Linked DNA regions of Homo sapiens: region 2 is linked to region 1. Evidence: chromatin contacts called from ENCODE Hi-C or POLR2A ChIA-PET data. All regions are on one chromosome and are shown on one strand. Each heading gives the region's core, a stretch centred on a gene start or an enhancer-like site at or near the end of the contact. The rest is flanking DNA. Distances are from core to core; before and after follow the strand shown.

What was found. A loop is a pair of places that touch in the nucleus more often than their neighbours do. ChIA-PET counts read pairs that join two places held with the same protein, here RNA polymerase II (POLR2A). Pooled maps may share reads with other maps.
Region 2: a loop to region 1 is called in a map of ascending aorta, with 4 times the contacts of the local background. The contact joins two enhancer-like sites. A Hi-C loop is called at or near these places in 2 of 168 maps with a recorded cell type or tissue (ascending aorta and astrocyte of the cerebellum) and 3 of 50 pooled maps. POLR2A ChIA-PET finds 5 or more read pairs at or near these places in 7 of 52 experiments (A673, AG04450, GM10248 and 4 more).

Annotation. Positions count from the first base shown.
Region 1 is chr1:10,121,169-10,125,087 of GRCh38, forward strand. It overlaps UBE4B (ubiquitination factor E4B), which reads left to right. Exons shown (of 28, transcript NM_001105562.3): 10 at 794-908. Among named protein-coding and RNA genes, the nearest start is that of KIF1B, 87 kb to the right of the region's middle. Within about 2 kb of position 2,008, at least 4 of the 41 ENCODE cell types and tissues checked have a DNase peak (open chromatin) inside an H3K27ac peak, as active enhancers do; they include ascending aorta, where a contact is called at or near this core.
Region 2 is chr1:10,159,347-10,163,265 of GRCh38, forward strand. UBE4B (ubiquitination factor E4B) reads left to right here. Exons shown (of 28, transcript NM_001105562.3): 23 at 1,796-1,940. Among named protein-coding and RNA genes, the nearest start is that of KIF1B, 49 kb to the right of the region's middle. Within about 2 kb of position 1,950, at least 10 of the 41 ENCODE cell types and tissues checked have a DNase peak (open chromatin) inside an H3K27ac peak, as active enhancers do; they include ascending aorta, where a contact is called at or near this core.

The DNA.
Region 1 (3,919 bases), core at 758-3,257:
AACATGGTGAAACCCCATCTCTACTAAAAATACAAAAATTAGCCAGGCGTGGTGGCAGGCGCCTGTAGTCCCAGCTACTTGGGAGGCTGAGCAGGAGAATCACTTGAACCCGGGAGGCGGAGGTTGCAGTGAGCCGAAATTGCGCCACCATACTCCAGCCTGGGCAACAGAGCGAGACTCCATCTCTAAAAAACAACAAACAACAACAAAAAAAACATATAATACTTCTTTTTTATTTTTATTTATTTATTTATTTTTAAGAGACAGAATCTCACTCTGTTGTCTAGGCTGGAGTGCTCACTATAACCTCAAACTCCTGGGCTCAGGCAGTCCTCCTGCCTCAGCCTTCCAAGTAGCCAGGACTCCAGGCACACACCATCTTGCCCAGTTGATATTTTCATCTTTTGTAGAGACAGAGTCTTGCTGTGTTGCCCAGACTGGTCTTCAACTCTGGGCCTCAAGTGATCCTCCCACCTCAGCCTGCCAAAGTGCTGGTATTGCAGGCGTGAGCCACCGTGCCTGGCCATGCTTCCTTTTTTCAGTGCTTCATTTTTAAAGGGCTCTATGTAGGAAAAGATGAATTCTTTGAAAATTCCCATAGTGTCTCATTAAAAAGACCAAAAAGTGATTACTATTGGTAAGAAGGGTTAGCTTTCGCCTGAAACTATTTTGCAGAATATTTGGGAGATGTCAAGTTTGACTTTTGACTGGGCAGTTGTTGCTGACATGACATTTCACGTGCCTCTGTAGTGAGTTGACTTCATCACCGTCCCTAATGTTCATGGGTCCACAGGTCCTTGCAGCAGCCGTCCTTCCTAGTGCCGTATATGCTGTGTAGGAATCTCCCATATGGCTTCATTCAGGAACTGGTGAGAACCACTCACCAGGATGAAGAAGTGTTCAAGCAGGTACGGTCGTATGAGTTTGCTCTTGCAAATTTTAGCCTGAGAGCCTCTATGTCGAGGCTAATTTCTGACCATTGAAAACTTTTGCCTGAATTCGAACATCCATGTGTTATTAGAGAGAAGGCCTACCCAATATTCTTTTGAGGAAATCAGATTGACAGCTGCATTGTTCAAATCATGTGCCCATTTCAACGAATCAGTCAAACATCTATCTTCTAAACAAGGTCTGCACTAGGTGCTTCGGGCAATATGAAAAAAATATGTAAGGCCCCGTTCCTGATTTCAAGGAGCTTTTAAAACAAGAATACCCAGAGACGGCATAAGGCATGATATGCATTTGCCAGATAAGTAGTGTCAAAAATTCATTCTCTGAGTTTGTAAGATTAACTTAATGACCATATTAGCTCATTGGCAGCCTGCATGCCATATAGAATCTTTGTCTTCTTCCCACTAGGAAAGATGTCTCATATCTTCCTAATTATTTCATTTGGTATTTATACATTGTTTTGGTATCTCATTGTGTAAAGCCAGGTGAAAATGCAGATATGTAGTGCTTAAAAATAAAGCTGTGTACGTAGTCTTGAAGGTTTCTTCCAAGGTGAAACTTTGTTGTTAACATTGCTGTTTGAAGGACCTGTTTGGGAAAGTAAGCACTTTGCCTTTAGCAACTGTCACACAAGTTTTTTCCCTGATGAAAGGGCTTTTATCAAATTTTCTTACAGTTTGCTGTATCATCACTTCCTTTTTTGTGACTACAGAGAATAACAGAGGCAATAGCTATAATTGGTATGATTCCTTTCACTCTGTTTTATACCTAAGATTATTTATAACTGTTAATTTTAAGACCTTTGAATTCTTGGGAATTGTGTTTTCAGCAGTCTTCAAAATATTTGTAAAAGAAGCAGCCAGGATCCAAGAATAAAAATTCCAGTTAGTGTTGTGTATTCTGTCTGGAATTCACTAGCTGTTTATCTTAGGTGATGATCTTACTGACTAATGGAAATATTAATGGCAACATAGTGAGCTTTTCTTCTCTAGAAGGGTAAGTGAACTCTCAGGAAAATAAATCACTGTCGGCCGGGCGCAGTGGCTCACGCCTGTAATCTCAACACTTTGGGAGGCTGAGGCGGATGGATCGCCTGAGGTCAGGAGTTCGAGACCAGCCTGGCCAGCGTGGTGAAACCCGGTCTCTACTAAAAATGCAAAAATTAACTGGGTGTGGTGACGGGTGTCTGTAATCCCAGCTACTTGGGAGGCTGAGGTAGGAGAATTGCTTGAACCAAGGAGACGAGGTTGCAGTGAGCCGAGATTACACCACTGCATTCCAGCCTGGGTGACAGAGCAAGACTGTCTCAAAAAAAAAAAAAAAAAAAAAAAAAATTACTGTCTTGGAAGGTTTGAGTGATGCACTACATTAAAGAGGTAATGGGTAGTAATTAGAATACTTTTCCTATTCAAGAAGATACCATTTGAGGAATCGAGTAGTTCTCTCTATATAAAATCAGCCCAGTGACCAGCTGAAAGGGGTATATTGAGCCTACTTTATTCATAAACAAACTTACACAAGAGGTTATGAAATGACCTCTGGGTGTTTTTTGTTTGTTTGTTTCCCCATCACCAGCTTTGGACAGAGAAGTCCTGCATTTTTTAAATTAAGATGAAATTCATATAACATCAAACCACCGTTGTTGTTTTGTTTTGTTTTGTTTTGTTTTTTGAGATGGAATTTTGCTCTTGTTGCCCAGGCCTAAGTGCAATGGCATGATCTCGGCTCACTGCAACCTCCGCCTCCCGGGTTCAAGCGATTCTCCTGCCTTAGCCTCCCAAGTAGCTGGGATTACAGGCGCCTGCCACCACACCCAGCTAATTTTTTGTATTTTTATTAGAGACGGGGTTTCACCATGTTGGCCAGACTGGTGTTGAATTCCTGATGTCAGGTGATCCACCCGCCTCAGCCGCCCAAAGTGCTGGGATTACAGGCATGAGCCAGCACACCTGGCCTCAAGCCATCATTTTGAAGTGTACAATTCAGTGGCATTTACTACATTCACAGTGTTATACGACCACCACAGACCTGTTTATTCTATTAATTAATTAATTAATTTTGAGGGTGAGTCTCTCTCTGTTACCCAGGCTGGAGTGCAGTGGCGCCGTCTCAGCTCACTGCAACTTCCACCTTCTGGGTTCGAGCGATTCTCCTGCCTCAGCCTCCCAAGTAGCTGGGATTATAGGAGCGTACCACCATGCCCAGCTAATTTTTGTATTTTTAGTAGAGATGAAGTTTTGTCATGTTGGCCAGGCTGGTCTTGAACTCTTGGCCTCAAGGCTGGTCTTGAACTCTTGGCCTCAAGTGGTCCGCCCACCTCGGCCTCCCAAAATGCTGGGATTACAAGTGTGAACCACAGCGCCTGGCCCAGACCTGTTTGTTTTTAATCCCAGAATTCTGCTGACTTTTCAGCCACTCAGTGTTGAATACTCTTTGTCTTTTCTTATGTGCTACCATGTGTTTTATCTAGAGAGGAATGATAACTGGGATGGAGCTGTTGGACTGCAAAGCAGCATTTTACCTTTTTGTCTTGAAAGAGTGGCAAATGTGAATTATTAAATCTTTGACTGAAATATCTACCTCCTTTTAATGTTTGAGAAATGTTCACAGATAAATAAATAGCAGCTAGAATTTAGGACTGGAGGTGGATACTTACAGTATTTTTAATCAGTGCTAGGAGGTATTCATTTGAAAATTGAAGAATTATTTAAAATATATAGGTCAGGCCAGGCATGGTGGCTCACGCCTGTAATCCTAGCACTTTGGGAGGCCGAGGCAGGTGGATCGCCTGAGCTCAGGAGTTCGAGACCAGGCTGGGCAACATGGCAAAACCCCATCTCTACTCAAAATACAAAAAATTAGCTGGCGCAGAAGTGCATGCCTGTAGTCCCAGCTACTTGGGAGGCTGAGGCAGGAGAATCTCTTGAACCCGAGTGATGGAGGCTGCATTTAGCTGAGATCGCGCCAC
Region 2 (3,919 bases), core at 700-3,199, 38 kb after region 1:
GCTGAACTCTTGAATTATTCTTCAAAAATTTTATCCCATCTAAGGGCCGGGCGTGGTGGCTCATGCCTGTAATCCCAGCACTTTGGGAGGCCGAGCAGGGCGGATCAGGAGGTCAGGAGATCGAGACCATCCTGGCTAACATGGTGAAACCCCGTCTCTACTAAAAATACCAAAAAATTAGCCAGGCATGGTGGTGGGCGCGGTGGCGGGCGCCTGTAGTCCCAGCTACTCAGGAGGCTGAGGCAGGAGAATGGCGTGAACCTGGGAGGCGGAGCTTGCAGTGAGCCGAGATGGTGCCACTGCACTCCAGCCTGGGCGACAGAGTGAGACTCCGTCTCAAATAAATAAATAAATAAATAAAAATTTTATCCCACCTACTTGGATCTTTTGCAACCCATGTTAGATCTTTGATCAAATCTAGCTATACTTGTTAACCGAATTACTAGTCAATAATATACAAATTACCAGTGGAATAACTATTTGCCAGATAGATTTCTGTGAAGCAAACTTTTTAACTTTTTGTTTCCATAAACTGCTCTTATGGTCAGAATTGTGTTCCAGCTAAAGCCTGGCACGAGGCAGGCCCATGGCTTGGTCTGAATGGTGCTGATTGGAGCGCTTGTCCTGAACTTGCCATGTTCCTGAGATCGAGGCCTCCTGCACTTGTTCACAGGAACTTCTCTTCTCCAGCATGGGCTTACCACCCCGTAGTTGCACAGTTGTAGACCCTGAAGTGTAGCTTCTTTTTTTCTCTACGAATCTGGCATCTCCAGAGTCTAACAGAGGTAGGCCAAGCTATTTCAGTTCACCAGCAAGTTCTCATTATAACACGATCTGCAGAACAGTTCCTTAGATTGGAGGCTTCCAGTTTTAAAGTAAGTTAATATCCCACTTTATCAATATTACAGGTTCCAATTTTTCTTCCATGCGTCAGTCTTTGTGATAAGGAATAACTATATCAGTTGTTTTCTTATCTGTTGTATGTGGTTAATTATTTGCATTTTCTTGGTATATTGGTGAGTATATGCGTTTTTCCTGTTCTAGTCTGGAAGAAGTGTTTTCTCTCCTTAAAAACATTGAGGGAGTGAGCTAGGGGTGTGCTGGTAAGCCTGCTCTGGGAAGCAGGGTGGGGGAGTCAGCATTTGCTGGTTTTCCATGGTGTGACTGTTTCCTCTGTTGCCCAATTTAAGGTGCCAGGGGAATCTGGTTATAAAATTCTGGAATATTTAGCACTTGACTGTCATCAGCCGTGCAAGGTGGCTCCAAATACCACTGGAATGAGCTTATCATAAACAATTTAAAAGAATAACAAAATCCAGGCCAGGTGTGGTGGCTCATCTCTGTAATCCCAACATTTTGAGGGGCTGAGGTGGGAGGAACGCTTGAGCCCAGGAGTTTGAGACCAGCCCTGGCAACATAACAAGTCCCTGTCTCTACAAAAAATACAAAAGCTGGGCGTGGTGGTGTGTGCCTGTAGTTCCAGCTACTTAGGAGGCTGAGGCAGGAAGATTGCTTGAGCCCTGGAGGTCGAGGATGCAGTGAGCTGTGATTGTGCCACTGCATTCCAGGCTGGGCGACAGAGTGAGACCCTGTCTCAAAAAGAAACAAGATTAACATAATCTAAAGAGAAGCTTGGTGGTCCTTGAATTCCATAGTGCCTGACTTGTGCCAGGGTAGCCAGGCTTTTAGGGTGAGATAGTTGCAGTCTGGGTGGAGGTGCTTGTTCCCTGGGATTTGCTGTGGCATTTTGCTTCAGGGAGATGTATGACCATGTACAATATAATTGCCTTTCCAGCTCCGGGAAGCAGTTTGTTCGCTATATAAACATGTTGATAAACGACACGACGTTTTTGCTCGATGAAAGTCTGGAGTCTCTGAAGCGAATCCATGAAGTGCAGGAAGAGATGAAGAACAAAGAACAGTGGGACCAGTTGCCCCGGGTGAGGACGTGGTCCAGAGGCTTGGACAGCTTTGCAGGCCATCTGCCTCCACACACGGGCAGAGCTGCTTTGGGGCTGCATTTGTGGGTCTGATGATATGCGATCTGACATGCTGGGATTTTCCTTCCATGAAATCATATTGCAGGATTGGAATAGGAAAATTCTTAAATACCTTATCTGAAGCTAAGAAATGGGTTGAGAAGTCTTTGAAAATGTACACTGAAAACTTTCTCTGCCTTTTTAATTTTAAAGGGCTTTTTTGGAGATGAGCTTTTATTGTCTGAATATATTAATATTCATGAACATAATTAGGAAAGAAATCTCTAGAATTATGTCTGCTGGACAAGAATTTGATTTGTTCCTATGGGCTTCTCTAGGCAACTGTGTGAATCACTCAGGATCCTGGCGGGGTGTTTTTTCCCTTTCAGTTGATCTTGGGTTTTATATTCAGTTATTAATAGAAAAGAGGCCTGGCTTGCCAGGTTCCATGGAAAGCACGTGCCGTGCCAGTACCAGTGCTCTTTCCTGACGTGCGTAGCAGCCACTGAGATACTTCCTTGGTCGCTTATGAGGCCCTTGACAGTTGCTGGTGACTTCTTAGATTGGCTTAGGTTTATTGATTCTGTTCTTGGAATTGTCAGGCTCAGAATCAGAACTGATTTCCATAAGGGGTTCTCATGTCAAAGTGGGGACTGCTTTTTCTTCACTTTTTCTTTTTTTTTTTTTTTTGAGACGGAGTTTCACTCTTGTCGCCCACGCAGGAGTACAGTGGTGCGATCTCTTCTCACTGCAATCCCCGCTTCTCCGGTTGAAGCGATTTTCGTGCCTCAGCCTTCTGAATAGCTGGGATTACAGGCGCCTGCCACCACACCTGGCTAGTTTTTGTATTTTGTTTGTTTGTTTTTGAGACGGAGTCTTGCTCTTTCACCCATGCTGGAGTGCAGTGGCACGATCTCAGCTCACTGCAATCTTTGCCTCCTGGGTACAAGTGATTCTCCTGCCTCAGCCTCCCAAGTAGTTGGGACTACAGGCACCTGCCACTACGCCTGGCTTATTTTTTGTATTTTTAGTAGAGATGGGGTTTCACCGTGTTAGCCAGGATGGTCTCGATCTCCTGACCTTGTGATCCGCCTTCCTCGGCCTCCCAAAGTGCTGGGATTACAGGCGTGAGCCATTGCACCCGGACAATTTTTGTATTTTTAGTAGTGACGGGGTTTCACCATGTTGGCCAGGCCTGTCTTGGACTCCTGACCTCAGGTGATCCATCCGCCTCAGCCTCCCAAAGTGCTGGGACTACAGGCGTGAGTCACCGCGCCCAGACTTTTTTTTTTTTTTTTTCTTTTTTAATTTCAACTTTTATTTTAGATTCAGGGGATGGGGTACATGTGCAGGTTTGTTACATGGGTATACCGTGATGCTGAGGCTTTATGATTCAGCCTGTCACCCAGGGAGTGAGCATAATACCTAATAGGTAGTTTTCAACCCTCACTCCTCCCTCACTCCCCTCCCTTGTAGTCCCCAGTGTCTGTTATTCCCGTCTCCGTCCATGTGTACCAATGTTTAGCTCCCATTTATACCTGCTTTTCTTCTTATGTATTAAAGTTCTACCCATTCTCTGAGTAAGGTCCTATCCAAATACTCCCTCAGGTTTGTCTTCGCCAATCAGCATAGCTGAAAATTCTCACCTTTCTCCTTACTTCTGTAACACCCACTTTATACCATTCACAGTGCTTGGTATGCCCAGCTTATATTTTATTTACTTATTTGTTTTTTATTATTATTAATAAATAAAGACAGAGTGTTGATCTGTCGCCTTGGCTGGAGTGCACTGGCAGGATCATAGCACACCACAGCCTCAACCTCCTGGACTCAAGTGATCCTCCTGCCTCAGCCTTTGTAGATCCAAAGAGCTGGATCTACAAGCATGTACCACCACGCTTGGCTAATTAAAAAAATTTTTTTTATAGAGACAAAGTCTC